2 separate regions of the Homo sapiens genome follow, and region 1 is linked to region 2. The links are chromatin loops, found by intact Hi-C in ENCODE. Cell type or tissue: PC-3. All regions are shown on one strand. Each heading gives the region's core, and the rest is flanking DNA. Links, peaks and the distances in the headings are about the cores only. Region 1 overlaps WDR70 (WD repeat domain 70). Region 2 has its middle 82 kb from the start of GDNF-AS1.

Region 1 (4,403 bases), core at 277-4,276, 120 kb before region 2:
TTACTACTTTGCTTAGGACCTCTGGCCCATGTTTAACTAGCTTTCTTCCTGCCTTACTCAACTTTGGATCAAACTTCCTTCTGGATGCATATCCTTACTGAAATGGCACAGTTATCCTCAGTAGAGATGCATTTCTCAGTATGTGTGTGGACTGATTTTGATAAGGGTTAGGAGAGGATCCTGCACTGTGGTGTGGAAGAAGAGCACTGTACTAACTTTTGTGCCGCTGCTGCTTCAAAACTAGCTGTTTAAGGTAAAGTGCTTGACCTCTCCTTGCCTCAGTTTTCTGTTCTGTAAAATGAGTAGATTGGGCTAAAGGACCTCTAAAATTCTCCCTCCAGCTTCAAAAATTCTTTTTAAAATTTACATCTGCAGTATTTGACTCTGCAGAATTGGATTTGGTAGAATTGTGGTCACAAAAGAAAATTCCCAGTGAATTTTTAAAAATAGATAAATATTTGGTGTAGAAGTTAAATGGACAACTGAATCTCAGTGAGAAAAATTTCAGTAAAATTAAACTGAAAAGGAAAAAAAATTGGAAATGGTTCATTTGTGTAGTAAAGATAATTGACAAAGGAATTAAGTTACCCTGATTGAGCTCACTCTGGAATATATTTTCTCAGTGATTGATATGGTTTGGCTGTGTCCCCACCCAAATCTCATCTTGAATTGTAGTTCACATGATCCCCATGTGTCATGGGAGGGTGGGAGGTAATTTAATCATGCGCGCGGTTATCCTCATGCTGTTCCTGTGATAGTGAGTGAATTTTCACGAGATCTGATGGTTTTATAAGGGGCTTTCCCCCCTCTTCACACGGCACTTCTTGCTGCTGCCATGCAGGAAGGTTGTATTTGCTTCTTCTTCCTTCTGCCATGATTGTAAATTTCCTGAGGCCTCCCTAGCCCTGTGGAACTGTAAGTCAATTAAACCTCTTTCCTTTATAAATTACCCAGTCTCTGGTATGTCTTTATTAGCCACATGAGAATGGACTAATACAATGATATTAGTCAAGTTGGGATAATTTGTTTAACAAAACAATGGGGGCATGTCAGAAGGACACAGGAGCTAACTGGGAGGAGCTCCCTATGACCGAATCAGGGGCAAGTCTGTGAACTATAACCCATAGAATAAGTTAAATATCATGAATCCATACTGATAGAAATAATAAGTAGATAAGAAACAACTCTTCCTTACAGTATAATTCCAATTAATAAATGTAGAACGAATAATAGAAAATCACCATGAGGCAGATACCATAGTAACACTTATTGTAATCAGGAATCATTAATGGATGCTAAAATTAGTTGAGCAAAGCTCTGATGAGAAGCAGAATATTTACATAGTTTCAAGGTATTTCCTCACAAGATATTTATCAGCTACAAAGGGAGAATTAATAACTTTACACTGAAGAAACCTGCCAGATACCACCTTAACAGAGACATTAAAGATAACATCATCTGTAATAAGACATATTGACATCATATAAATCTTGATATGATGCATATGAAGGCATAACAACACTTCTGTCAGATTCTTACAAAAATGTGTAGCCTTAACCTAATAATGAGAAAACACCAGACAAACCCAACTTGAGAGGGAGTCTGTAAAATAACTGGCCACTAGTTTTCACATGTCAAAATCATGAGCTATCCTAGATTGGAGGCGACTAAGGAAATATGACAACTAAATGCAATGTGAGATCCTGTATTTGATGTGGACTAGAAAAAAAAGCACATTAGTAGGAAAACTGGTGAAATTGGAATGAGGTCTGTAGATTAGCTAATAGAATTCTATCAGTGTTACTCTTCTGTTTTTTTTGATAATTATATAATCTTGATAGATGTTAACATTAGGGGAAGCTGTGATATGGACCTCTCTAACATTTTTAACAACTTTTTGGTAAGTCTAAAATTGTTTTAAAATGAAGAATTTTAGGCCAGGCGTGGTAGCTCACGTATGTAATCCCACCACTTTGGGAGGCCGAAGTGGGCGTATCACTTGAGTTCAGGAGTTTGAGACCAGCCTGGCCAACATGGTGAAACCCTTTCTCTACTAAAAATACAAAAATTAGCCAGGCATGATGACAGGCACCTGTAATCCCAGCTACTGGGAGGCTGAGGCAGGAGAATCGCTTGAACCTGAGAGGCGAAGTTTGCAGTGAGCCAAGATCGCCTGGGCTACAGAGCGAGACTCTGTCTCAAAAAATAAATAAATTAAATAAATAAATAAATAAATAAATAAATAAATAAATAAAAGATTTATAAATAGTATTTTAATCTTAAACATGTTTTTGAAATACCCTTGTTGGTGTCAACATAGCAGGGTTAAGTCAGCTCACTTAAGCCCTCATCTCACACACCCACATGCTAACCTGAAAATGGCAAAATTAATAGATTTTGAAAATTTTGAAAGAGACAATTTTAGGACATCAAGAAGGTCTGTTTAATAAATGAAGGGGTAAACTTTTGGTCTTTAACATTCCTGAGGATTACTAAAAGCTTAAGAACATGCACAGGGAGCATATGTACGTATACATGACTCAGCTTTTGAGAGTCACCACCTGGAAGACAATCACGTCTCCCGATGCCATTAAATGGATTGTAGAGCACATAATTCTTGGAAGTGGAGCACAGTTCTCACTCCAAAAGCCAAGAATGGCAAATGCTCACTTTCCTGGCCTCTTTGTATTATGAGAATGCAGGTATGCAACCTAGATTTGGCCAATCAATTCCATGTACTCTGGGCTTTGATTCAGGAGCTAGTGAAAGGAGAGAATATATTCCTTTGTGGCAGCAGGAGTAGTGGCAACATCCAATTTTCAGGGGTAGCAATGCCACTGACGGTGTCACATCCAGCATTCTGGAGTGTCAGTGGTGTCCTCCAGCCTGGTTCTGAGTCTGGAATCTGGCTGGGATCCGGGATGTGCCAAGACTTCTGTATTCTCATATATTTTCTGAGCCTGATTATATAGCCTCTCCAGCAATTTCGGGATCTACTTTCCATTCTTTGCCTAATTTCACTTTATACTGCAGTTGAGAATGCCATCTGATCTGTATCCCTATACAAAAAGTTTAGATATTATTCCATTAAAATGAATTTATGTTGTAAGAGTTATTATGTATATTTTTCAGCACTTCAAGTTTTAATTTGCTTTTATATGTATTATATTGAGTTAATGAATTTAGTTAAGTCATTATAGTACAGTGGTTAATAGTGTGGACTTCGGAAGTATGCCTGGATTCAAATTCAGGCTCTGCTGCTTATTAGCTGATTGAGTTTTTATGGTTATAAAATGGGGGTAATAGCAGTACCTACCTCCGGACTTGTCAGGAGGACCAAATGCATACATGCACGCACATGCGCGCACATACACATAAAGAGCAGTACTTGGCAAGGTAGTAAGTTTTGTGTCTCAGTATTAGCAGTTATTATTTTGATTCTCATATCAGCTTAGAAGTTTATATGTTTGTTTTCTGGTTGATGTTAATATGTTAAGTTCTCAAACTCCCTTCATGTTAGCAATACCATTTCTTTTGGTGAACCTCTCTAGTATGTATTTTATAGAAGAAAGTTCACATTGATCTGAGATCAGAGATCAGATTTTGTTAATTGGTATATTACTGAATTAACTCTGTTATTGACAGTTACTGGGATCTGTACATCATCTGAGTTTTTGGCTGATTTGCTTAGAAGGAAAAGTAATAACTGACACCTCAGACTTCAGAAGGAGAAAGGTTTATTGTTTTCAAAAGCAAGACTACAATATTAGCTTCAATTATCTTTAGGTATTTCTAGAATAATTTAATATACCATGGTACTTAAAAGGAAACAAAAATGTATCTAACTTGATTAAATAGATTTTTTAAGCCTGAGGAGCAAAATTAGACTATTCACTGGCTGCCCAAGGGATGAGTAAATCAGAACAGTTAGAAGAAATGCAGAACGTAAAAACAAACCCAGAGTGAGTATTTATGTAAATAATGAACAGTAGCATCATTGTGTCAGAGCTTTGAAATTCTTTCCCTAGTTGCTTATTTGAGTATTATTCCTTTAAGAATTATAACAATATGATGGAAAAACCTGAGAAATTTCCTGACAATTTTACACATTCTGATCATGTGATTAAGACTCAGTGAAGCAGTTTTTGATTCTTTCCTGGTGGATATGGAAATTATTATCCATCTCTGAAGACTCGTCAAAACTTACCTCAAAGTTTTATTGTAGTCAGTTAGCAGTCTATAAAAGGAAAGACACAATTCACGCTGAAAATGCTGGTAAGACAGGAAGAAGTTTAAAAATTACTCTCTAAATACTTTTCCTGTCTCATTTGTTGATCCAGGAACTCTGATCTGTGAACCTTACTTATGCATGAATGTTTTTATATCTTAATTCCTTTGTTGTT
Region 2 (4,393 bases), core at 1-4,000:
TAGGCGGGATGTCTGTGAACTCCCTCAAATTTTATGCAGCATGCTTTGCTTATACTCGTACATTTTTCTGTGGAGAGAATCCATAAATTAGACTCAATTCGAGGATACTGGGTACAGCTAGTAATTCCTTCATCTCCCAGGATAACTGTCTAAAATTGGGCCATTCATACTTGAAAACCAGGACATAACTCTCACACATTCACACACACACAGTACCAAATAAAACCAACCCAACTAAAACCTTTCATACACTGTCTACCATTTAATCTTAGGCAATCAGTCATATTGCTTTGTAGTCAGACCTTAGTATTTATTCTTTGAAAGATTATGGCTTTCTGTCCCATTAAAAAAACAAGAGGTCAGCTTCACAGCCATATGAAGGCAGAAAAAAAAGTGTGAGCATTTTTCTTAATGTGATCTAAGAACAAATATGAGACTTGAGCCAACTTGAGACAAGCTTTAAAGAATCAACATGACTATCTCAGGCATGAGATAGTGTTTAATAATCAGTGAGTCAGATGGGGCAGGAGAAAGGCAAGGTGTACAGGTACACAAACAGCCTGGGTCAGTAGCCCCCCAGAGGTGATATGCCTCATTCATTTGTGAGACTTATTGTGAAGAGATCAAGAAGTTGGAGAGGGTTGTTTACAGACACATTTTGAAAACCATCTTTCTGGAATAAGGCACATGTAACTTTAATTTTTGATTAATACCCTCACCAAAGAAGAGAGAGGAGGACCAGGCCATGGGAGAAGTGCCTGAAGACAGGAGATCTTTGTGTGTGGGGTGTGCGTGTGTTGAAGTATGTAGCTGCAGGAGGAACTTTCAGGGCAAAGAGTGGAGAAACTGCCATTCTAAGTAGTTTTCTGAATTATCAGTTTATACTACTGTCTTCACATTTTTTAATAAAAGCATTTTAAAAGATACTTCACCTGCCCCCAGTAGTAATAATACTCTAATGAAACTTTTGGAAATGCTTATTTTTAATGGTAGATTAAAAATAGCCACCGGGCGCGGTGGCTCACGCCTGTAATCCCAGCACTTTGGGAGGCCGAGGCGGGTGGATCACGAGGTCAGGAGATCGAGACCATCCTGGCTAACACGGTGAAACCCCGTCTCTAATAAAAATACAAAAAATTAGCCGGACGTCGTGGCGGGTGCCTGTAGTCCCAGCTACTCGGGAGGCTGAGGCAGGAGAATGGCGTGAACCCGGGAGGCGGAGCTTGCAGTGAGCCAAGATCGCGCCACTGCACTCCAGCCTGGGCAACAGAGCGAGACTCCGTCTCAAAAAAAAAAAAAAAAAAAAAATAGCCACAAGCTCATTGACACTTCTCTCCCCTTAAATCTGAGCAGGCTTGGTGACATCTAGACCAACAGAACATGGCAGAAATGATGTTTTTCAAGTCACCAGGCCCAGACCTTAAGAGAATTGCACCTCCTTTCTTTCTCTTGGGACACTTGTTCTTGAATCCTGGCTGCCATGCTATGAGGAAGCCCAAGCAGCCCCATGGAGAGGCCCACTTGGAGAGGAATTAAGGCCCCTAGCCAACAACCCCAAAAGAGCTCCCACAGCTGTCAGCTGGAAGCAACATGTTATTGAGCCATCTTGGAAAACAGATCCTTCAGTTACAGTTGAGTCACATCAGCTCTTGTCACATGAAGCAGAGATGAGCCAATCCCAACAGTGCCCTGCCCAAACTGTGGATTAATGAACAAAATAAATGATTATTGTCATTTGAAGCTACTAAGTTGTGGGATTGTTTATTATACAGAAATGTGTAACTGCAACAACTTAAAAGATAAAATTATTCAACCATTCAATTTGTGCTAATTCAAATATTAGCACAAACAGTACTAATATTTTGATGAATTACCTTCAATTTTTTTCTTTTTTATATAGTTTTCAGATTTATTTTCTCTTCTCAAAAATAGAATTATTATATTTATGAACAATGTGTATTTTTCACTTATAAAATAAGCATGCAAATTTTCCATAATATAAACCTCATATATAATCTTAGTAGCTACATAGTAGCTCATTATATACATATATATTCTAAACTATTATCCTATTGGAAATACAGATTATTTTCAAATTTGCTATTATAAGCAATGCTGCTTTGGATAGTTTATGTTGAATTCTTTTCTTAGAATTGGTAAGTAACCCAAAATGGAATTATGCGGGGTCAAAAAGTATGACTCATTTGTTAGATAGGGCCATTGCAATCCTGATTATCAGTAGGTGCCCAATTGGAGAGGACAAAGATGATTCTGGGAAATATTTCTAGTTTACTGGGTTGAACAGTGTTCCCTTAAATTCATGTCCACTGTTAAAAAGCTTAGCTGAATTAAAAGAGTTTAATTGAGCAAAGAATGATTCATTAATCGTGCAGCCTCCCAAGCCAGAGTAGGCTTAGGAACTCCAGCGCAGCCATGTGGTAGAAGATTTATAGACAGGAAAAGGAAAGTAATGCACAGAAAATGGAAATGTACAGAAACAGCCGGATTGGTTATAGCTTGGTGAATGCCCTATTTGAACACAGGTTGAAGAGTTGGACATCTTTGGCCAAAACTTGGTGATTTGTACAAGAGTAGGCTACAGTCTGTATACAACTCCATATAGGTTATAGTTCATGATGTACAGAGAAATCTTTAGGCTGAACTTAAAATACGTAAGGAGGCAGCTTTAGGCTAAACTGGATTTAACCATTCCCTCCATTTGGTAACCCTCTCAATTTTGAGAGATTCACCAAAACTTTAGTCATTGATGTCCCTATCACCATTGTAAATGTACTTATTTGGTCTTGAAACCCACTGAGAAATAGCACAACAGTAGGTTGTGTAAGGCGAAAACAAAGACCTGAGGTTATTATTATTTTTTTTTTGTAAGGGTTAAAGTAGAGGGTACCTCCTTATGCTGGAACTTTCTGTTTACAGGAGAAAAACAAAACCCACCTGTTCTAGGATCTATGTGTTTCCTGAAGTCTTAGTTTGATTATGTCACATTTGGCATGAGTGACTCCATTTTAGTTTGGTCTGGTCTGTTGGGGCTTAGAGCATGAGCCCAGTCCAAAACAATGGCCTCCCATAACTTTGTTTAAAAATTACCCCCTTCTGGTCAGGTTCTCATATAAGAGTGTGACCCAAATTTAAGGCCTTAATGTCACTCTCAGTTATTTTTTTTTAATTTTTATTTTTTTTAGGCTGGGCGTGGTGGCTCACGCCTGTAATCCCAGCACTTTGGGAGGCCGAGGCGGGCGGATCACGAGGTCAGGAGTTCGAGACCAGCAGCCTGGCCAACATAGTGAAATCTTGTCTCTACTAAAAATTAGTCAGGCGTGGTGGCAGGCGCCTCTAGTCGCAGCTGCCTGGGAGGCTGAGGCAGGAGAATTGCTTGAACCCGGGAGGCAGAAGGTGCGGTGAGCTGCCGAGATCACGCCACTGCACTCCAGCCTGGGCAACAAGAGTGAAACTCCATCTCAAAAAAAAAAAAAATTATTTTTTGAGACGAAGTCTCACTCTGTCACCCAGGCTGGAGTGCAGTGGCATGATCTCGGCTCACTGCAACCTCTGGCTCCCGGGTTCAAGCAATTCCCTGCCTCAGTCTCCCATGTAGCTGGGATTACAGGCGCCTGCCACCATGCCTAGCTAATTTTTGTACTTTTAGTAACGATGGGGTTTCACCATCTTGGCCAGGCTGGTCTTGAACTCCTGACCTCATGATCCACCTGCCTCGGCCTCCTAAAGTGCTGGGATTACAGGTGTGAGCCACCGCGCCCAGCCCACTCTCAGTTATTGTACCATCATTTTGGGTTTCCTGTCTCAGCACGTAATTCATAGTTTATGATGTCCTCATGGTCACACATTTCTTTTAGCTCTTATCCAGTTGAAGAAAGATCATTTGACATTCTAAAGATGTCTGCATGCAAACATTTAGAACTGTTGAGAGAATACAGCACACCAGGGAGACTATTATGACTATGAGGAGGACAATACCAAGAGTTTGCAGTATGCGCCTTAGCCAGTGTCCCCATAAAGCAAACCACCTAAAATCAAATAAAGAAGGAGCTAGATAAATAATCTACTCACTTTAAGCAGTCTCTTTGTTAATCCCCTACCACTGAACTTCTATAATACCTGATGTGATGTGTTTCTCCATGGGCAACAAGAAGTGCCAGCAGCTGCACAGATATTTCTCTGTTTAGCCAATAAGTAATGTAGAGCAATTATATTATTTAGCATAACTTTCACAAGATAACCTAAAGTCCATTGTGTAACCACAGCCTTTACAGTAGAATCTGCCATAGAGCCTATCATGAGGGCTAAATTTCTAGTTATTGCCCCATTTACTCCAAACCATGAAAAAAACCACCTAACAAATGATGTCTTTCTA

What was found. A loop is a pair of places that touch in the nucleus more often than their neighbours do. Peaks named below come from ENCODE experiments on the same cell type or tissue, not always from the same donor. Only the 100,000 strongest peaks of a DNase experiment are listed, where the experiment ranks them.
Region 1: a loop joins it to region 2, with 2.3 times the contacts of the local background. A loop is called at or near these places in 1 of 110 quality-filtered maps.

The regions. Positions count from the first base shown.
Region 1 is chr5:37,635,125-37,639,527 of GRCh38, forward strand. The region is part of intron 10 of WDR70 (WD repeat domain 70); the gene reads left to right. Among named protein-coding and RNA genes, the nearest start is that of GDNF-AS1, 200 kb to the right of the region's middle. In PC-3, for the core only: no CTCF peak of the experiment used is centred there; DNase peaks (open chromatin) are centred at 2,547 and 3,947; H3K27ac peaks cover 932 bases.
Region 2 is chr5:37,755,956-37,760,348 of GRCh38, forward strand. No RefSeq gene overlaps it. Among named protein-coding and RNA genes, the nearest start is that of GDNF-AS1, 82 kb to the right of the region's middle. RefSeq lists a silencer at 371-619. In PC-3, for the core only: CTCF peaks have their summits at 2,416 and 2,617; no DNase peak of the experiment used is centred there.